Linked DNA regions of Homo sapiens: region 2 is linked to region 1. A link is a loop called in an ENCODE intact Hi-C map of the cell type or tissue named here. Cell type or tissue: MCF 10A. All regions are shown on one strand. Links, peaks and the distances in the headings refer to the core of each region. The heading gives the core; the rest is flanking DNA.

The links. A loop is a pair of places that touch in the nucleus more often than their neighbours do. Peaks named below come from ENCODE experiments on the same cell type or tissue, not always from the same donor. Only the 100,000 strongest peaks of a DNase experiment are listed, where the experiment ranks them.
Region 2: a loop joins it to region 1, with 10 times the contacts of the local background. A loop is called at or near these places in 3 of 110 quality-filtered maps.

Annotation. Positions count from the first base shown.
Region 1 is chr1:178,768,487-178,779,494 of GRCh38, reverse strand. It overlaps RALGPS2 (Ral GEF with PH domain and SH3 binding motif 2), which reads right to left. Exons shown (of 20, transcript NM_152663.5): 2 at 2,674-2,813. The coding sequence starts at 2,730. Among named protein-coding and RNA genes, the nearest start is that of RALGPS2-AS1, 48 kb to the right of the region's middle. In MCF 10A, for the core only: a CTCF peak has its summit at 5,031 (motif pointing left); no DNase peak of the experiment used is centred there.
Region 2 is chr1:179,189,375-179,200,382 of GRCh38, reverse strand. All of the region lies in intron 1 of ABL2 (ABL proto-oncogene 2, non-receptor tyrosine kinase), which reads left to right. It also overlaps the pseudogene LOC124900432. Among named protein-coding and RNA genes, the nearest start is that of ABL2, 35 kb to the left of the region's middle. In MCF 10A, for the core only: a CTCF peak has its summit at 6,359; a DNase peak (open chromatin) is centred at 6,382.

The DNA of each region.
Region 1 (11,008 bases), core at 887-8,886:
AGACTTAGACTATTTTCAGTGATATCAAGGCCTAAGTAACTAGCTGGGGCAAAATGGAGTTGGGGCTATTAAGGAACTTTGAGGTCAAGGTGTTAAAGGGTCATAAACATTATTCTCATCCAATATACTAAGAGAAAAATAAGAAATATAGAAGCCAGATGCTAAAGTTATTAAGGAAAGCAGGCAAGTTCCCTAGATTTATACACAAAGAAAAAAATAAAAAAGTTGGGGCAAAAATACAATCATAATATATTAACTAGAGGGGTGAGCATCTAGTTCAGTCTTCACATCTCCATCTTAAATGCTAAACTACATCAGCAGAGTAAGCCCTTACAACATTCCAGCCTAACGGTTCTTTTGTTTCCTCTAATATATGTGGAATCAAGGGATCTAGATGGGTCCAAAATTTAGTGATTCCAAGTAAAAGAATCTTTCTTTGCCTTACTTGCATTATTGCCCTCAAGGATGATGTAATGTAAAAATACTCTAAAAAGAAATTCTATGTTTCTTTTAAAAATAAAGAGTTTTATGAGTTACCATTATTTGTCATTATTTTTCAAGTATCTTAAGTAGATAAGGATTAAGTATACCTATGATGCACAGGGAACATACGAATCACTAAAATAAAAGTTAAAATATGTGTATTTCTCATTGTTCAATTCCCACCTATGAGTGAGAATATGCGGTGTTTGGTTTTTTGTTCTTGCGATAGTTTACTGAGAATGATGATTTCCAATTTCATCCATGTCCCTACAAAGGACATGAACTCATCATTTTTTATGGCTGCATAGTATTCCATGGTGTATATGTGCCACATTTTCTTAATCCAGTCTATCATTGTTGGACATTTGGGTTGGTTCCAAGTCTTTGCTATTGTGAATAATGCCGCAATAAACATACGTGTGCATGTGTCTTTATAGCAGCATGATTTATAGTCCTTTGGGTATATACCCAGTAATGGGATGGCTGGGTCAAATGGTATTTCTAGTTCTAGATCCCTGAGGAATCGCCACACTGACTTCCACAATGGTTGAACTAGTTTACAGTCCCACCAACAGTGTAAAAGTGTTCCTATTTCTCCACATCCTCTCCAGCACCTGTTGTTTCCTGACTTTTTAATGATTGCCATTCTAACTGGTGTGAGATGGTATCTCATTGTGGTTTTGATTTGCATTTCTCTGATGCCCAGTGATGATGAGCATTTTTTCATGTGTTTTTTGGCTGCATAAATGTCTTCTTTTGAGAAGTGTCTGTTCATGTCCTTCGCCCACTTTTTGATGGGGTTGTTTGTTTTTTTCTTGTAAATTTGTTTGAGTTCATTGTAGATTCTGGATATTAGCACTTTGTCAGATGAGTAGGTTGTGAAAATTTTCTCCCATTTTGTAGGTTGCCTGTTCACTCTGATGGTAGTTTCTTTTGCTGTGCAGAAGCTCTTTAGTTTAATTAGATCCCATTTGTCAATTTTGTCTTTTGTTGCCATTGTTTTTGGTGTTTTAGACATGAAGTCCTTGCCCATGCCTATGTCCTGAATGGTAATGCCTAGGTTTTCTTCTAGGGTTTTTATGGTTTTAGGTCTAACGTTTAAGTCTTTAATCCATCTTGAATTGATTTTTGTATAAGGTGTAAGGAAGGGATCCAGTTTCAGCTTTCTACATATGGCTAGCCAGTTTTCCCAGCACCATTTATTAAATAGGGAATCCTTTCCCCGTTGCTTGTTTTTCTCAGGTTTGTCAAAGATCAGATAGTTGTAGATATGCGGTGTTATTTCCGAGGGCTCTGTTCTGTTCCATTGATCTATATCTCTGTTTTGGTACCAGTACCATGCTGTTTTGGTTACTGTAGCCTTGTAGTATAGTTTGAAGTCAGGTAGTGTGATGCCTCCAGCTTTGTTCTTTTGGCTTAGGATTGCCTTGGCGATGCAGGCTCTTTTTTGGTTCCATATGAACTTTAAAGTAGTTTTTTCCAATTCTGTGAAGAAAGTCATTGGTAGCTTGATGGGGATGGCATTGAATCTGTAAATTACCTTGGGCAGTATGGCCATTTTCACCATATTGATTCTTCCTACCCATGAGCATGGAATGTTCTTCCATTTGTTTGTATCCTCTTTTATTTCCTTGAGCAGTGGTTTGTAGTTCTCCTTGAAGAGGTCCTTCACATCCCTTGTAAGTTGGATTCCTGTGTATTTTATTCTCTTTGAAGCAATTGTGAATGGGAGTTCACTCATGATTTGGCTGTCTGTTTGTCTGTTATTGGTGTATAAGAATGCTTGTGATTTTTGTACATTGATTTTGTATCCTGAGACTTTGCTGAAGTTGCTTATCAGCTTAAGGAGATTTCACATGGACACAGGAAGGGGAATACCACACTCTGGGGATTGTGGTGGGGTGGGGGGAGGGGGGAGGGATAGCATTGGGAGATATACCTAATGCTAGATGACGAGTTAGTGGGTGCAGCGCACCAGCATGGCACACGTATACATATGTAACTAACCCGCACAATGTGCACATGTACCCTAAAACTTAAAGTATAAAAAAAAATAAAATTTAAAAAAAAAGGAAATGTGTATTTCTGCACTAAATGCACTTCTGATTTAAGTATGTGAACAAACATAATGCTTGAAAAATTAGAAAGCCAGGTAAGAAACTTTACACCCAAGCTTCTTAAATATCTTACCTCAGAAGCAGTAGCTGCAATATTGACACTGCTTGCCTGCCCGTTCATTAGGTCCATGCTTTCCTCATCAGTCCCTGACCTTATGTTAACAGCAACAGAGGACTGACTGCCTCATGTCCAAGGCCACAAATACATTATTCCTGTAAAAAAAAAAAAAAGTTAAGCAAATGTCTTCCTCGAAGTTCAAGAAAACAACTCTATGCCTACCACCATGCCAAGAAACAAAAATTTCAACTTCACTAAACTCTATTTATTATCTTAGCTCAGTCGCTAAATCCAAACTGAGGACAATCTTGTATGCTCTTTTCAAACAATCAGAACACCAAATAAACAGTATTCAATAGATGTTATTGTTATGTTCTTCATAAGCAAAGCAAAAGCATAACTTTTCGCTAAGTGGGTATTGCGAGGGAAAAAAATCAAATGTACAACTTTCTTAAAGTAAATAAAATGTGTAAAAACACAGGTGGCAAAGTAACACATACCACAACACAATAAATTTTTAGCGATCCAAATGACACCTGTAAATCAACAATACTGAATAAGCTTATCACAGCTAGTGATCTAGATTACCAACATATCACAAATACTTAAAATATTATGAACTACATGTCATAAAAATACAATCATCTCTCAGTATCCATGGGGGATTTGTTCCAGGATCTACTATAGATACCAAAATCCACCGATGCTTAAGGCCCTTATATAATGGTGCAGTATTTGCATATCACCTATACACATCCTCTTGTATACTTTAAATCATCTCCGGATTACTCATAATACTTAATACAGTGCCAATGCTACGTAAATTGTTGTTATATTGTATTTTTTAGGGAATTATAGCAAGGAAAAGTCTGTACATGTTCAGTACAGATGCAACCATCCTTTTTTTTTTTTTTTTGCCCCAAGTATTTTCAACTCAGATTTGTTTGAATCCAGATGTAGAACCCATGGATATGGTGGCTTTACTGTACCATAATATACACTATGTTTATTTGTATAGGACTTTAAAGTTTATTAAATATCTTTAATACATTATGTTGATTTGCACAACTACCAATAACACTAATTAGGGAAGATATACCCACATAACAAACAAACACAGAGCTTCTGAGGACACAGGATGGTAAATAAGGAGCCAAGAACAAGTTTCAAGCCATCAAAATTCTAGTCAAATATTCTTTTCACAACACAGATTTTCCACTTTACTGGAAGTCAGAGTACTTACTTGAAGTTCTAATACCTTTCCATAAATAACCTGTCATATAAACTGAGTAGGTAACTTTACCTCTAGGACAGAATTTCTTCCTCTTTGTAAAATGACAGTGGTAAATGAACTTTAAGATCCCTTTTCAACTTTAAAGATCTATGACGTTTTTCATAAGAGAAATGGTAAGTGTCTATAAATTAGGTACTCTATGCTACATTCACTTTAAAAGCTGAGTTTTAAATGTTAATAATAATTACTTCAATGCTAAGTTTCCTTTCTCTGGAGAAGCAATATAGGATATAGTGATTTAAAAGCACAAATTTTGGAACCACATTACCTCTGTGTAAACCCAGGAAATTTTAACTTTTCTGTACTCAGTTTTCTCATCTATAAAATAGGGATAATAAGTACCTACTTCATAGAGTTGTGGTGAAGCGAAATGAGATAATATACACAAAGCACCTAAAACAGTGTTGGCACATGGTAAATATGCTATTACTATGATGTAATGATGATGCAGATGTTACTATCTGCTTAATTCCCATAAAGCTTAAATTCAACAGAGTCTCTTAAATAAAAAAGAAAAGACAAAACCTTAGAAATACACCTTTGGGAAGCAATTGTTGCTGGGCATTACTAAAAATCCTAATTGCAAACACAATGAATGAGAATGGCTAAGATCTGTTTCCTAGAAGTAGTAAAACATGCTCTTGGTTTTGAAATGCTTAAAAATTATTACTAATGATAGCAGCCTTCAGTCACATCTTGAATTTATCTTAATTTATTCAGATACAGCCTAGGTACCTGCTAAGAGCAGAACATCGTGCTAGGATTTTTAAAACAGAAATATATTCAAAATCATGAAGTTTTAAAACCATTTAACGCACCTACTTAGAAAATCAACGTGAAAATGAATAAACTACAAAACAATTTCCTCCCATCTAAACTATCTTATTCTATAAGCTTCATTATCCTTATAGTATTAAGAATCAACTTATATTTATACTGCTATGCAACAAAACCAGCTGATAATCCAGATTCTCTTTGAACATAGCACTCAGTTTGCAAAATATTTTTCAAATAATTACATTTCATTCCACTTTCTAGGCAACATTAAGTATAACATGAATTTATAAATCAGGGGTGCCCCCTAGTGCTAAGAAAAAGATTTTAATTTAATAGGTAAAGGAGTTATATCTTTAACTTACTTTACATATCAAAATATACAATTTATTACTTTTACTTAAAAAAATGTAATACAGACCAGGAACAATATTAAAATATTTGTAAACTATAAGCATGAAGAATCACATTTTCTCTCCTTTTATTTTTTTTTTTGAGACAGAGTTTTGCTTGTTGCCCAGGCTGGCATGCAATGGCATGATCTCAGCTCACTGCAACCTCCGCCTCCCAGGTTCAAGCAATTCTCCAGCCTCAGCCTCCTGAGTAGCTGGGATTATAGGCACAAGCCACCACACCCAGCTAATTTTGGGTATTTTTAGTAGAGACAGGGTTTCACCATGTTGGTCAGGCTGTAGAGACAGGGTTTCACCATGTTGGCCAGGCTGGTCTCGAACTCTTAACCTCAGGTGATCTGCAGGCCTTGGCCTCCCAAAGTGCTGGGATTACAGGCGTCAGCCACTGCACCTGGCCTTCTCTGCTTTTAAAATAAATTGTCACCCATGTATTTCATGAAAATTAAGGTCACATTAAAATCCATTACATATTTTAAAATATAGCAAAGCATACCTTAAAGAATATAAACTTTTCGTAACTATTTACAAATGTACATGTCAATAGTATTTTTTTTTTTTTTGAGACGGAGTCTTGCTCTGTCGCCCAGGCTGGAGTGCAGTGGCGGGATCTTGGCTCACTGCAAGCTCCATCTCCCGGGTTCACACCATTCTCCTGCCTCAGCCTCCTGAGTAGCTGGGACTACAGGCGCCCGCCACCACGCCCGGCTAATTTTTTGTATTTTTAGTAGAGATGGGGTTTCACCGTGTTAGCCAGGAGTCAATAGTATTTAATAATGTTGAAGTATAACAGAGAGGCTTATACGATATTATAAAAGTACTACAAGTTCTAAAAGACAGAGATACGAGTTTATTCTTTTAGTACGTCCTTCAAAGACCTTTCTATACTTTGCACACAGAAAAGTTCACATTAAATATGCCAAATATATGCTTTAATATTTTATTTACTTTTCTTTGTGTTATAAATGACAAGATCTTTCAACATGACTCAACATCACAGTAGCCTTTTTTTTAAGAGACAGGGTCTTGCTCTGTCATGCAGGCTGGAGCATGTGGCACAATCTTAGCTCACTGCAGCCTCCAATTCCTGGGGTCAAGCAATCCTCCCACCACCTCAGCTTTCTGAGTAGCTGAGGTGTGCACCACCATGCCCAGCTAACTGTTTACATTTTTTTAGAGACAGGGTATCACTATTACATCATCATCTATAAAATAGCAGACGTTATTTCTCAAAGTGTAAAGAAAAGTTTAAAAATAGGCCAGGTACAGGGGCTCACGCCTGTAATCCTAGCACTTTGGAAAGCTGAGACAGGTGGATTACCTGAGGTCAGGAGTTCGAGACCAGCCGGCCAACATGGTGAAACCCCGTCTCCATTAAAAACACAAAAAATTACCTGGGTGTGGTGGCACGTGCCTGTAATCCCAGCTTCTTGGGAGGCTGAGGTAGGAGAATCGCTTGAACCTGGGAGGCAGAGGTTGCAGTGAGCCGAGATTGCACCACTGTACTCCACCTTGGGAGACAGCGAGACTCCGCCTCAAAAAAATGTTTAAAAATAACAAAGTTACTTCATTCACTTAAGTTAAAATTGTTTTGCCTTCAGTCAATAAAAAGAGATTCTACACCTAAGTCTTCCAAATATAATTTTGTCACATTTGAACTAAACTATGAAAGTATGGGCTGATTCATTTGTAAACTGTCCCACATCTATACAGAAAGGTTATATTTCCATATACCTGAACAGCTTGAAACTAAACAACTTGTAGAAGAGAGACTTTCAAATGATTAAATATTAAAGGGAGAAAAATCTATAAAATAATGCATTTAAAGGTTATGCTTTATCTCCTGTACAGAAAGTTCACTAAGATAATTTGCTAAGTAATCCTAATAGACAAGAGCTGAGATCTCCTAAGATACCTGACCCAAAATACGAATATAGGTTAACTAGAAATTCAGGTAATAGCAAAGAAGTTCCAAATAAAAAGATAAACTGTGCTCTCCAAATATTTTGTGTTTTTGTTTTTGGTGGGTATGAGGTATTTTGGCCAGATGCTCTACTCAGAAGACTACCCCATAAAAGTTCACTTAACTCATTATAGCCTATATTTGCAATAAGACAAACAAGAAAACCAACATCTGGATACAATATTAGCAGTTAAAGCATGAAAACAACCCAAGTGAATCAGAAATAGGTTTAAATATTTGACAAAAGTGTGCTACTGTGGACCTAGGAATGGTCAGAGAAAGGAACATAGCATATTAGTGTGGAACAGCAGAACAGAAAAACAACATGGCAGTGCTGATGGGATAAGACAGACATCAAGATTCCATGCTTGGAGGCTCCTGGGTTTAAGAGATTCCCTAACCCCTAGGGGACAGCCACTAAGGATCTCTTGTACCTGGAATGTGAGGCTAAACTGAACATCACAGAACAATCTATAGGCAAGTGACTGCTACACAATGGAAAACTATGCAGCCATTAAAATACTGTAATACTTAATGACACATGAAAAAAATATTTATAATATACTGCTAAATGAATGAAGCAATTTACCAAACAGTATTTAAGGTATAGTCCTTTTTGGTAATCATTATTATAACATAAAGAAGAGAGATGAACCAACATACACTAAAATGTGGTTATCGCTAGGTTTATGACAATTTTTCCCTAACTTTAGCTTACCTGTATATTTTTAAATTTCCTACAAAGACATTAATTAGAAAAAAGTAAAAAAACAAAAACAGTTTTTCCTCACAGACTGCTTACTAGTTACAAGAAAAAAAAATAAGTAACTATATTGTGTGAAGAACTGGACAATCCCTTAACTGAGTACATCAAAATTATTATCACCAATGGGGAAAAGAGAGACATCATGTGCCTCTGGATGTGATGATACTCCGGGAAGGACACAACATTACTGACAAGAAGTTGAGCTGGGAACCCATAACTGAAATCTAATCTCAAGGACATGGACAAGTCTAATCTGAGAAACATTCGATAAATATATTCTTCAAAAAATGCCAATGTTATGAGAAAGGCTGAAGAACTATTACAATTTAAAGGAAACTCAAGAGATATGGCAACTAAAGGTCCTGTACTGGATGGTAGTAAATGCTTTAAGAGATATTAATGGTAATTCACAAAATTGGAATATAGACTGTAGATTACCATATCAATTTCCTAAATGTGACAATTTCCTGTAGTTATTAATACATAAAGAAGGCTGGGTGCGGTGGCTCACGCCTGTAATCCCAGCACTTTGGGAGGCCGAGGCAGGTGGATCACCTGAGATCAGGAGTTCGAGACCAGCGTGGCCAACATGGTGAAACCCCGTCTCCACTAAAAATACAAAATTTAGCTGGGCGTGGTGGCCGGCGCCTGTAATCCCAGCGACTAGAGAGGCTGAGGCAGGAGAATAGCTTGATCCCGCGACGGGGAGGTTGCAGTGAACCGAGATAGTGCCACTGCACTCCAGCCTGGGCAACAAGAGCAAAACTCCGTCTCAAAAAAAAAAAAAAAAACAACAACAACATAAAAAAACTTTGTTTTTAAGAAACGCAGAAGTACTAAGAGGTAAAAGGGTGGCCAGGCGCGGTGCCTCACGCCTGTAATTCCAACACTTTGGGAGGCTGAAGTGGATGGATCACCTGAGATTAGGAGTTCGAGACCAGCCTGGCCAACATGGTGAAACCCTGTCTCTACTAAAAATACAAAAATTTGCCAGGCCTGGTGGTGGGTGCCTATTGTACCAGCTACTCGGGAGGCTAAGGATGCAGTAAGCCAAGATTGCACCACTGCACTCCAGCCTGGGCGAGAGTGCAAGACTGTCTCAGAAAAAAAAAAAAAAAAAAAGTATGAAGTATGCAAACTAATCTTAAATATTTCAGGAAAACAGTATGTATACGTGTGACAGAGAAAATAAAGTGAATGATAAAGATAATGTGGCATCTTTTTCCCCCCAACATGGTTGATTAGAGGCTTTTAGCATGCATCAGCCACTTGGAAATATCAAGATAGTGCATAAAGATCAACTGTGGGCTGGGCATGGTGGCTCAAGCCTGTAATTCCAGCACTTGGGGAGGCCGAGGTGGGTGGATTGCTTCACTTCTGCTTAGGAGTTCAAGACCAGCCTGGGTGACATGGTAAAATCCTATCTCTAAAAACAAAAACAAAAAATCAGCCAGGCATGGTGGTGTGCACCTGTAGTCCCAGCTACTTAGGACACTGAAGCAGGAGAATCACCTGAGCCTGGGAGGCTGAGGCTGCAGTGAGCCGTGATCATGCCACAGCACTCCAGCCTAGGCAAGAGAGTGAGACCTTGTCTCAAAAAAAAAAAAAAAAGAAGCAATCGACTCTGTAAGCTTTAATTCAGGAAGGAAAACAGAAACCCAGTGGAATCATAAACGACACCCAGAGCCTGGGAAGGAGAACACAGGCTGATAAAAGTGAGTGAGGCCCCAGTATGCAAGAAAGGCAGAGAGCCTCTCTCTGTGACACTTTTTCCCTGGGCATCTGAGCAACCCAGGCCAAGGAATAGAACATTGTTGCTCCTAATCCCTGAAGCTAACTGGGGTGTTGGAACTGTGCTTTCCCCCACTGCAGGCCTTGGATGCGTGGGGAGAGCTGCTACAGCTGCACTTTCTCCCGGACAATGAGACGTGCAGCCAGGGCCAGCTTCATGACCTGAAACCAGTCTATGTATATCACTGCTGGGTACCCCAGCAAGCTCTCCTAAGATCGTGGTGCAGCAGGGCCCTCTCCACTCCACCTCAGGCATAAATCCAGAAATTTGGAGCACCCACTTGCCTGGACCAGCAGCCTGGGCCACCCTACCCTTCATGGACATTGATCATAGTGCAGCAGGGCCCTCTCTGCTTCATACCCAGGCAGATCTCCAGGTATTCAGAGCATCCCTTTCCAAGGATCAGCAGGCTAAACCAACCTACACCCTTTCTATGCATAGATTATGGTGCAGTAGGGCCCTCTCTACTGCACGCTTAGGCAGATCTCCAAGCATTTGGAGCACCTGCTTGCATGGACTAGCAGCCTGAGTCACCCCATCCTTCTTGTGCATGGTGGGTCCTCTCCACTTCATACCCAGGCAGATCTCCAGGCATTCAAAGCACTCACTTGCCTGCTTCAGCAGCCTGACCTGCCCCACCCTTCCTGGGTATATATTGTGGTGCAGCAGGGCCTCTCTGCTCTATGGCCAGGAAGACCTCCAGGCATTCAAAGCACTCATTTGCTGGGATTGGTAGCCTGAACAGCCCCACCTTTCCTGTGCAGAGATCCAGGTGCAGGGGTCCCCATCTCTGCTTCATATCCAGGCAGATCTCCAGGCATTTGGAGCACCTGCTCATCTGGAACAGCAGCCTGAGCCACCCTACCATTCCTGTGCAGAGATCCTGGTGCATGGGTGGCTATCTCTGCTCCATGCCCAGGTCCCAGGCATATCTCCAAGCATCTGGAGCACCCACTCTCCTGGATTATGAGTTTAGGCCACTCCTATCTATGTGTAGAGAACTTGGGGTCAAGGAGGTTTCTCAGTTCCACACCTGGACACACTTCTGGGCGTCTGGTGGCCACCCACTGGATTCTCCTTTGGCCTTGGTTCTTGTGCCTGCCACTGGGGGACCCGTAGGTGGACCTGCTTGGTCCAGCCCTGCCCACCTTCCACCCCTCCCAGCACCTCCCCAGGACTGAGGAGGGAGCACAGACCACTGTTTACTCCACAAATCAGCCCACTGCCTGAGGCAACAGAGAGCATCTCCCAGTAAACAAGGATCAAGTGTACACCCAGCCACTTTGGCCACAGCTAGCTCTTACCCGTAAGCGCCATCTACTGGCTGATAGGTAGAACTGCATATCCCAAT
Region 2 (11,008 bases), core at 1,930-9,929, 420 kb before region 1:
TGCGACAACATAAATGTAACTCAAGAAAGCATTGTGGGCCAGGCGCGGTGGCCCATGCCTCTAATCCTAGCACTTTGGGAGGCTGAGGCAGGCAGATCACCTGAGGTCAGGAGTTCAAGACCAGTCTGGCCAACATGGCAAAACCCCATCTCTACTAAAAATACAAAAATTATCCAGGTGGAGTGGTGTGCACCTATAATCCTAGCTACTCAGGAGGCTGAAGCACGAGAATCTCTTGAACCTGGGAGATGGAGGTTGCAGTGAGCCAAGGCTGTACCACTGCACTCTAGCCTGGAAGACAGAGGGAGACTCCGTCTTAAAAAAAAAAAAAAAAAAAAAAAAAGGCATTGGGGGCCAGGTGCAGTGGCTCATGCTTGTAATCCTAGCACTTTGGGAGGCTGAGGCAGGAGGATTGCTTGAGTCCAGGAATTTGAGACCAGCTTAGGCAACACAGTGAGACCCTGACTCTACCAAAAGTTAAATTTTGGCTGGCATGGAGGTACATGCCTGTAGTCCCAGCTGCTCGGGAGGCTGAGGTGAGAGGATTGCTTGAGCGCAGGAGTTCAAGGCTGCAGTGAGCCATGATTATTGCCACTGCACTCTAGCCTGGGTGACAGAGAGAGAATCTGTCTCAAAAAAAAAAAAAAAAAAGGAAAAAGTGTATGGGTTTTGGAACTAGATAGATCTATGTTAAAATTCTGGTATTAACTGTGATTGTTTAATTATTTCTTCATTTATAAAATGAGGATAATGCCTGCTGCATAGGGTGGTTTGAGAATTAAATTAGATACTGTATATAAAACTTCTACCACTATATCTTTCATATAATAACTCAAAATGTTAGAGTACATGTGCTGTGAAGATGTAGAGAGATTGGAGAAGTTTAAAGGGGGAGAAAAAGAGAGAAGGTAAAGTTTGTGTTTCTCTTCTGTTTATTGTTTGATGTGAGGTTGCATAGGAAGATTAGTAGGAGAGAAGAAACATTAAGTTTTGGAAAATGGAATTTTAAATGGATCTCCACAATCACCCACTGAGACTTTTTATAGTTTAAGAACTAGGAATATCATAAATACAAAGTCATTTAGAGGATGGAAGAGGCATAGAAACTGTTTCCATACCTTTACAGTGAGGTTGTCATGAATTATTGACACCTGTGTGTTAGTAGGTTTCAATAACTGATTTAAACACATCCAACCTCATTCCCTCATCACAAATGCTTCCAGATAATAATGGGATAATTTGCCAGGTGTGGTGGCTCACGCGTGTAATCTCAGCACTTTGGGAGGCCGAGGCGGGTGGATCACCTGAGGTCAGGAGTTCGAGACCAGGCTGGCCAACATGGCGAAACCCCCATCTCTACTAATAATACAAACATTAGCTGGGCATGGTGGTGTGTGCCTGTAATCCCAGCTACTAGGGGGGCTGAGGCAGGAGAATCGCTTGGACCTGGGAGGCAGAGGTTGCAGTGAGCCGAGATCGTGCCACTGCACTCCAGCCTGGGCAACAGAGCAAGACTCCATCTTTAAAAAAAAAAAAAAAAGGATAATTTGGATAAATTTATAGACATGATACCCTATTAGCATTCCTAGAATTCATGTTTTCATGTTTGAAAAGATAGTGGCATCTTGAAACAGAATTGTGTGTGATTCTGGTATATGTGGCTTTGTTTTTTTTTTTTTTTTTTTTTTTGGAGATGGAGTCTTGCTCTGTTGCCCAGGCTGGAGTGCAGTGGCGTGATCTCGGCTCACTGCAGCCTCTGCCCCCCTGGTTCCAGCAGTTCTCTTGCCTCAGCCTCCTGGGTAGCTGGGATTACAGGTGCCTGACACCACGCCTGGCTACTTTTAGATTTTTAGTAGAGACGGGGGTTTCACCATGTTGGCCAGGCTGGTCTCGAACTCTTGGCCTCAGGTGATCCACCTACCTTGGCCTCCCAAAGTGCTGGGATTACAGGCATGGCCACTGCGCCTGGCCTGGGTGGGTTTTTTAAAAATAACTTTTTAATCTTGAAATAGTTTCAGGATTACAGAAAAGTTGCAAGAATAGCACAAACAACTCTCATGTGCTCTTTGCCTAGATTCCCTAATTGTCAACATTTTGTCTCATTTATTTTATCGTATTCTCTCCCTCTTTACCTTTCCTTCCTTTTCCTTCTCTTTTAAACTAGGAGTGTGTATCAAAATCACCTGGAAAACTTTTTTTTTTTTTTTTTTGGCACAGGGTTTCACTCTGTCATCCAGGCTGGAGTGCAGTGGCGTGGCACAACTCGTTGCAGCTTTGACCTCCTCAGGCTCAGGGGACCGTCGCACTTCAGCCTGTCAAGTAGCCGGGACTATAGACGTGTGCCACCACGCCAGCTAATTTTTATATTTTTAGTAGAGACATGGTTTCACCATGTTTCCCAGGCTTCTCTTGAATTCCTGGACTCAAGTGATCCGCCCGCCTCAGCCTCCTAAAGTGCTAGGATTATAGGTGTGAGCCACTGTGCCCAGCAGAAAACAATTTTTTTTTTTTTTTTGAGACAGTTTCGTTCTTGTCACCCAGGCTGGAATGCAGTGGCGTGATCTCAGCTCACTGCAGCCTCTACCTCCTGGGTTTAAGCAATTCTCCTGTCTTAGCCTCCCGATTAGCTGGGACTACAGTCACATGCCACCACGCCTGGTTAATTTTTGTATTTTTAGTAGAGACAGGATTTCACCATATTGATCAAGGTAGTCTCAAACTCCTGACCTCAGGTGATCCACCCTCCTTGGCCTCCCAAAGTGTTGGGATTACAGGCGTGAGCCACCTCACCCGGCCTTTTTTTTTTAATTTTTTTTTTTTTTTTTTGAACCAAGCAGGTGTATTCTGGAAGAAAATCAGACACCCTCCCTGGTTAAGAATTAGTTAACTATAATGTATTGGTGAATTGAGTTTATAGTCTTTTGGTGGGGGTAAAAGGGCCCTCAAAGTCATAGCAGGTTTAGTTGTACAGCCTTGAAGAGTATTTGATTTGCTCTTTAGCTTTTTCAATATATATTTTTTATTATCCCTTGGGTGCCATTGTTGCTATTGAGAAACTGTCAGTATAATTGTCCTTTCTGTAGACAATCTGTCATTTCTATCTGGTGGTTAAATTTTTTTTTTTGTCTTTAGTGTCTTGCATTTTCACTGGAAAGTGACTAGGTATAGATTTCTTATTATCCTACTAGCAATTTTTTGTGCTTCCAGAAACTACAGCAGTTTTTGGAAAAGTCTCAGCAATTATATCTTCAAATATTGCCTCGTTCTCATTTTTCTTTTCTTTCCCTCTTGAATGGTATTTAGATATGTTGGACATTCTATTCTGTCCTCATGTTGCATAACTTCTGTTTGATATATTCAATTTTTGTATCACCATGCTACATTTTGTGTATTCACAGTCATCTTTAGCTGAGCTAATCTGCTATTTGATTCATCCATTGAACTAATTTCAATTATTATGTCTTTTATTTCTGCAGGTTCTGTTTGATTCTCTTTAAAATCTGGTCTTATAAAAAAATTGTGGTAAAATACATGTAACATAAAATTTACCATTTTAACCATTTGAAAATGTACAGGTCAGTGGGGTTTTTTTTTTTGTTTTTTTTTGTTTGTTTGTTTTTTAAGACTGAGTTTCACTCTTGTTGCCCAGGCTGGAGTGCAGTGGTGCTGATCTTGGCTCACTGCAACCTCTACCTCCTGGGTTCAAGCGATTCTCCTGCCTCAGCCTCCCGAGTAGCTGGGATTACAGGCACCTGCCACCACACCCGGCTAGTTTTTGTATTTCTAGTATAGATGGGGTTTCGCCATATTGGCCAGGCTGGTCCTGGAACTCCTGGACTATTCTATTCCAAGTTGCTACTTCCTGAGAGGGTCACTGGATGTCCCCCTTGGAGAAGGAATCACCTTGGATTACCATCTTTAAATCTTAAAGGGATTTTTCTCATAGGTATTCTACTTAAGTACAGACAAATAATTTAATCATCCCATAGTGTATCCACCATATTTGTGGCTTGTAAATGTTTTAAAACTTGGGCATAAGTAGCTGATAAGTTACAAAAAAGATACAAATTTCAATAAGGTAATTTTAGTTAAAGTGACAGGAAATGGGGGTGCATTTTGAATAGAAAAACACAGAACTCCAAAAACAAGACAAAAAACCATGTTATTTCCAAAGAGAACATCTCAGTTGTGCAGAAAGAATTAACATAGCAGGCCTGATTGAGACTGATATGCTTAGCGAGGTCTGCTTGCAAGGTTGGCCCTTGGCTGGCATCTAGGAACTTGGATTTGGGGAGGAACTCCTGGCCTCAAGTGATCCGTCCACCTCGGCCTGCCAAAGTGCTAGGATTACAAGCGTGAGCCATTGCTCTTTTCATACTGTTGTGTAACCATCCATCACTACCATATAACCATACATGACCACCATCCATCTCCAGAACTCTTTTCTTCTTCCAGACTGAAGCTCTGCATCTGTTAAATTATAATTCCCCGTTTTATAATTTCCTCTAGCCCTTGGCAACCACATTTTACTTTCTGCCTTTATGAGTTTGACTACTCTAGGTTCCTCATATAAATGGAATCATATAGTATTTGCCCTTTTGTAACTGGCTCATTTCATTTAACTTAATCTTCAAGGTACATCTGTGTTGTAACGTGCAGGAGAATTTCTTTTTTTTTATTTAAGGGCTGAATGATATTTAATGGTGTGTATGTAGCCCATTTTCTTTATCCACTCATCTCTTTATGGACTACTTTGATTGCTTCCACTTTTTGGCTATTGTGACTAATGCTGCAGTGAACATGGGCATGCAAGTATATCTGAGTTCCTGCTTTCAATTCTTTTGAATATATATATACAGAAGTGAAATTGTTGGATCATACAGTAATTCTATGTTTAATTTTTCTGAGGAACCACCATACTGTCTTCCATAGTGGCTTTACCATTTTATATTCCCACCAATAATGCACAAGGGTTCTAGTTTCTCCATACCCTCACCAACATTTGTTATTTTCTGTGTTCGTGTGTGTTTTAGTAATAGCCATCCTAATGGCTGTGATGTGGTATCTCACTGTTTTTTTGTTTTTTGTTTTTTTTGAGACAGAGTTTTACTGTGTTGCCCAGGCTGGAGTGCAGTGGTGCGATCTCAGCTCACTGCAACCTCAGTCTCCTGGGTCCCAGCGATTCTCTTGCCTCAGCTTCTTGAGTAGCTGGGACTACAGGAATGCACTGCCATGCCCGGGTAAGTTTTGTAGTTTTAGTAGAGATGGGGTTTCACCTTGTTGGCCAGGCTGGTCTGGAACTCCTGACCTCAGGTAATCCACCTGCCTCAGGCTCCCAAAATGCAGGGATTACAGGCGTGAGCCACCATGCCTGGCCTCTCATTGTCGTTTTGATATGCATTTCCCTAATTATTAGTGATGTTGGGCATTTTTTAACAAGTGTTTATTGGCTATTTGTGTATCTGTTTTCGAGAAATTTTTAAGTCCTTTGCCCATTTTTGAATCTGTTTGCTTTTTTGTTGTTGACTTGTTGGTCTTTGTTTTATAGTGCCATTTTCTTCTTACTATCATTACCCTCTTTTTTTCTTTAAGCATATTAAACGCAACATATTTGTTCCTGAGTAACCAGTTATTCCCAAATTTAGCAGCTTAAAACAAACAACATTTATTCTGAGTGTCAGAAATCTGAGAGTGGCTTAGCTGGGTGGTTCTAGCTCAGGGTCTCTCACAAGGTTCCAGTCATACTGCTAGCTGGAGCCCTTGTATTCTTCAGTGGATTTTAATTATTTGCAGAAATATGAAGTGTTTTGTGTGTAGAGTTTTAATATGTGTGTAAATAGTGTGTTGATACCTTAAAAATTGTTTTTTAGAAATCCTTATTCCATGTTAGCAGAAATTATATGATATGTAAAAAAATCATTTTCAAGCCTCCATCAGTAGTTTCTCAAATTTATCTTTGATAACCCCTGGCTCTTTAGGAAGCACTCTACTTAATGTTCATGATTTGATTGTTGACATTTAGTTCAGTGAAGTAGTTTAATTTCCATAAAAACTTCCTTTGCCCGTTAGGAAACTATTAAGGATGATTGATTTTTCACTTACTAAATTCGTGCTCATGTAACAAGATTCTTGAAAGAGGTTATTGTATTTGAAACACTGGAAATGGTATTTGTCAAAAAAAATGTGTTTCTACCTTGTAGGACCTTCACTGTAGTCAAAATTATGAAATTTATGAAAACTAATGTTAACTCTGTTTTGACCATGGGAAAAAAGATATTTAGGTGAGATTATAAAAAAGTGAATTTATTATGACAGAGTTTGATTAGTAAGTCAAAAAACTGTTCCTCACCAGTCCACTAGGGGATACTCCAGTACTTAGGAAGAAAATCCAGTTGTTGCTATCACTTAAAAATTTGGCCAGGATCGAGACCATCCTGGCTAACAAGGTGAAACCCTATCTCTACTAAAAAAATACAAAAAATTAGCTGGGCCACATGGTGGCGGGCGTCTGTAGTCCCAGCTACTCAGAAGGCTGAGGCAGGAGAATGGCGTGAACCTGGGAGATGGAGCTTGCAGTGAGCCGAGATCGCGCCATTGCACTCCAGCCTGGGCGACAGAGCGAGACTCCGTCTCCAAAAAAAACCAAAAAAACAAAATACAACAGCAACAAAAAATTAGGCCAGGCACGGTGGCTCACACCTGTAATCCCAGCACTTTGAGAGGCCAAGGAGGGTGGATCACTTGAGGTCAGGAGTTCAAGACTAGCTTGGTGAACATGGTGAAACCCCATCTCTACTAAAAATACAAAAAATTAGGTGGGCGTGGTCGCAGGCGCTTGTTATCCCAGCTATTTGGGAGGCTGAAGCAGGAGAATTGCTTGAACCCAGGAGGCAGAGGTTGCAAGTGAGTCAAGATTGCGCCATTGCACTCCAGCCTGAGTGACAGAATGAGACTCTGTCTCAAAAAAGAAACAAACAAACAAAAAATTAAATCCCACTTGCTTACCTGAAAAAAAAAAAAGCAGACATTTAGGGCTGGTTTGAGTTACTGATTTGACAATAATATTCACCTTTAGAAAGAGCCTAGTACATTTTTAAAGTTTAGAAATTTTGTGTGATTTCATTGGCCACTTTTTCTGGTAGTGTTGCCACAAATTGACTTCTTCGGGCACTTTAGAAAAACAGATTATTATATTTTTTTTCTTGATACATGAAAATTATGGTTCTCATTTTTTTTTGCAAGTTGTGCCCTTTTTTGGAAATTCAGAAAGGCTGATATTTGGTGTGAGTTTGTATAATTTTCTCCATCATACCATGTATGCTGTTTAAATGTTTACCTTAGAAAAGTATGAAATATGATATGACCTTTGATATAGACAACAACGCAGAAGATAATTCATTCTGTTACCAAAGATATTTTAAGAGTTTAATGTTATCTTGATTTCTTTCTAGTAATTTAAGTAGTAATTCAAATAGACATAATACAGTGTGACTTAATGCTTTAAAGAAAAATACGTGAAAAGTTCTGTACTTGAAATAGCAAAATTTTAAGAAAATAATTCAGACTCTTGTATTTATTAGGAAGAAGTTATCAGACTTAATGTTTCAGAACATACTTTGAATAACCAAAATTTATTAATTTACTTAACCTAGTTTTAAAATTTTTTCTATGTGATGTGATTGTACAGTTTTTCTGCATGCCATGTGTTTCATTCTTTTATGTCTGGCACATAAGTAATTAAAGGTTAAGTCAATTGTCAGATTTAACTCAACCTGCTTGAGTTAATTTACTTGATTTTTCTGGTACTTACAGGTACAACAAATGGGTGAATTGGTGTGCCATTATGATAACATGACTTGGAAAATGGAAATTCAGGCAGTGTGGGACAAGAACAAGGATATTTATTTGTCCAGTGAGAATAAAAGTGGTCTAGGATTTATTGAGAGTTTGTTGTAATTCGAGCTTGAGTGATAATTTTATAGGATGTTATGGAGATAACAGTGTTGGTGGAAGGGTTTGACATTCCACATTTGACATTCTCTTATCATATTTTTTGGTTTGTCTCTGTCTCCCTAATGAAATGAAATAGGAAACAGCTAGAGAGTGGTGGGATATGAGTAGTTGTGCATTTGGATAGATTGACTAGCATGCTCAAGATGCCAGCCATATCTACCTTTGGTAGAGTGAGAGCCAAGGTATTCCTGTGGATTGTTTTTCGTAACTAAATCTGTAACTACTGAGTATAGAGTCCCTGCTATATACGTGACTAACCAAGGAGTGAAATATGATTGGTTCAAATATTTTGTTATATTTTGACTGTAGGGGAATGGTAAAATGTCACCAAGTATAAGTTACTCTTCTGCTTTATACTTTGTTTGCAATTAAATGTATTTTTCTTAAAGAGAATATAAAAGCAAAGGAAAAACCATTTGTAATGCTTTTGCTTAGGTCCAACCTTAATTTTTATATGACAGTTTCCAATTGATTGTCAGATTTTCTGTCTCATTTCAATTGAGTAATTGTTCCATCTGTCATTTAACATGACACAGACTGTTTCTTAGTAATTGTTTTGAAAACTCTTTAGTGATTTTTAAAAACCTTTACAGAGTGTTGATTATTTAAATGATAGCAGAATATGTATATATGAAGTAATTTCAGAGGCCGGACAAGGTGGCTCATGCCTGTAATCCCAGCACTTTGGGAGGCCGAAGTGGGTGGATATCACCTGAGGTAATGAGTTCAAGACCAGCCTGGACAACACGGTGAAACCCTATCTCTACTAAAAATACAAAAAATTAGCTGGGTATGGTGGCACATGCCTGTAATCCCAGCTACTTGGGAGGATGAGGCAAGAGAATCGCTTGAACCCAGGAGACAGAGGTTGCAGTGAGCCGAGATTGTGCCTTTGCACTCCAGCCTGGGCAATAAGAGCGAAACTCCGTCTCAAAAAAAAAAAAAAAAAAAAAAAAGGGATTTCATACAGAAAGATTAAGGTTCTCATACTATCATACAACATCTAATAATTTAATATAGAAGAATTGGAAAAGTATACAGCCTTATTTGATTTTGAAAATTAAGTGCAATCATCTATTACCTTATAGCTGGCAGAAATCAGTGCTTATTCTTTCTAACTTTGGGTTTATAATCCTTACCCTTTGTGATGTAGTAAGAATATAAAGTACTGGGAAGACCATTAGTCTAGTATTGGTCCATGAAGGATTTCATTACTGTCATCATTCTGGGTTTTCTTTTCTGAAAGTGACGTTCTTCCTGTGGCCTTCTTGGCAATTGAGAGGACCGCTGTTTTCAAGAGAACTGGGAGTGGCTTCCTATCTAAATAGGGACTAGCTGTGGTTAGAAGGGGAAGTGGGAAGTGGCTGGATCGCTGCCTCTACTTTTTCCTATTAAACGCTTTTTCCTCTCAACTCCATTACCAGGCCTAGGACCTTAAATTCTGGATATAATGGACCATATCCTGGAATATTGTTTTGTTATGGCAACTTTGGTGACAGAATTTCTTATAACAATGAAACATTATGTGATATTGTGAAATGTATATTTGGTCTTTATTCCGTTTCCCCGGCCAAAAAAAACCTCCTAAAATTCTAGGACTCTCACTGGTGATTAGAGCATCTTTTGTATGCTAATGAGGTGACTGGAGGCTGGGGACCCCTAGATAGCTTCAGGATGGGGACTGGTCACCTGAAAGACTGAGGAGAGGCGTGATTAGAAGGTTGGGGCTTTCATCACTCACCCCCTCACCCCCCTCCATCCCACCCCACCCCCCACGTCTCTGTGGAGGGGGGAGAGGCTGAAAGTTAACGTCATCAACGTCATCAACAATGGCCAGTGATTTAATCAACTATGCCTATGTAATGAAGCTTCCACGAAACCTAGAAGTACTGGGTTGAGACAGCTTTGGGATAGCTGAACACATGGAAGTTCCTGAAGGACTCTGCTCAGCCCCTCTTCTCCCACACCTTGCTCTGTGTATCTTTTTATTTGGTTGTTCATCTGTATCTTTTGTAATATCCTTTATAATAAATAAGTAAACGTATGTAAAGTGTTTCCCTGAGTTCCGTGAGCCACTCTTGCAAATTAGTCTAACCAAGGAGGGGGTTGTGGAAATCCCAGTTTATTGCCAATCAATCAGAAATGGCATCTGAAGTCTGGGACAGTCATGTGGGCCTGAGCCCTGGACTTGTGGAATCTGACACTATCTCTAGGTAGGTGGAATTAGAATTGAGTTAAATTGTAAGACACCCAGGCTGGGCCCGGTGGCTCACGCCTGTAATCCCAGCACTTTGGGAGGCCGAGGTGGGCAGATCACCTGAGGTCAGGAGTTCGAGACCAGCCTCAACATGGAGAAACCCCGTCTCTACTAAAAATACAAAATTAGCCCGTCATGGTGGTGCATGCCTGTAATTCCAGCTACTCAGGAGGCTGAGGCAGGAGAATTGCTTGAACCTGGAAGGCGGAGGTTGCCATGAGCCGAGATCACGCCGTTGCACTCCAGTCTGGGCAACAAGAGCAAAACTCCGTCTCAAAAAAAAAACAAAAAAAATGGTAAGACACCCAGCTTGTGCGCTTCTGTCTCTAGGTAGATAGAAGTGAGTTAAATTGTAAGACACCAGCTTGTGCACTGCTTGCTTGGTGTGTGGAGGAAATAACCCCACACATCTGGTGTTAGAAATATTGTGTTGAGTGGTGAGAGTAGGCCAAAACACTTTGGGGTTTTGTTTTTTCTATCCTCAGACTCCTCTTACCGTTTGGTAGCTGTGTCACCCTTTATGAATGAATAAATGAATGTACATAACGACTTCCTAGTGACAAGACGATTGCTAATTAAGATGTAATATGATACAAGAGTAGGGAACATTTAAGAAAGTAACATTTAACTTGTTCTCTGAGAAATTCCTGGAGAGTCTTATTAAAATACCCTAGAACAGGGCAGGGCGCGGTGGCTCATGCCTGTAATCCCAGCACTTTGGGAAGCCAAGGTGGGCGG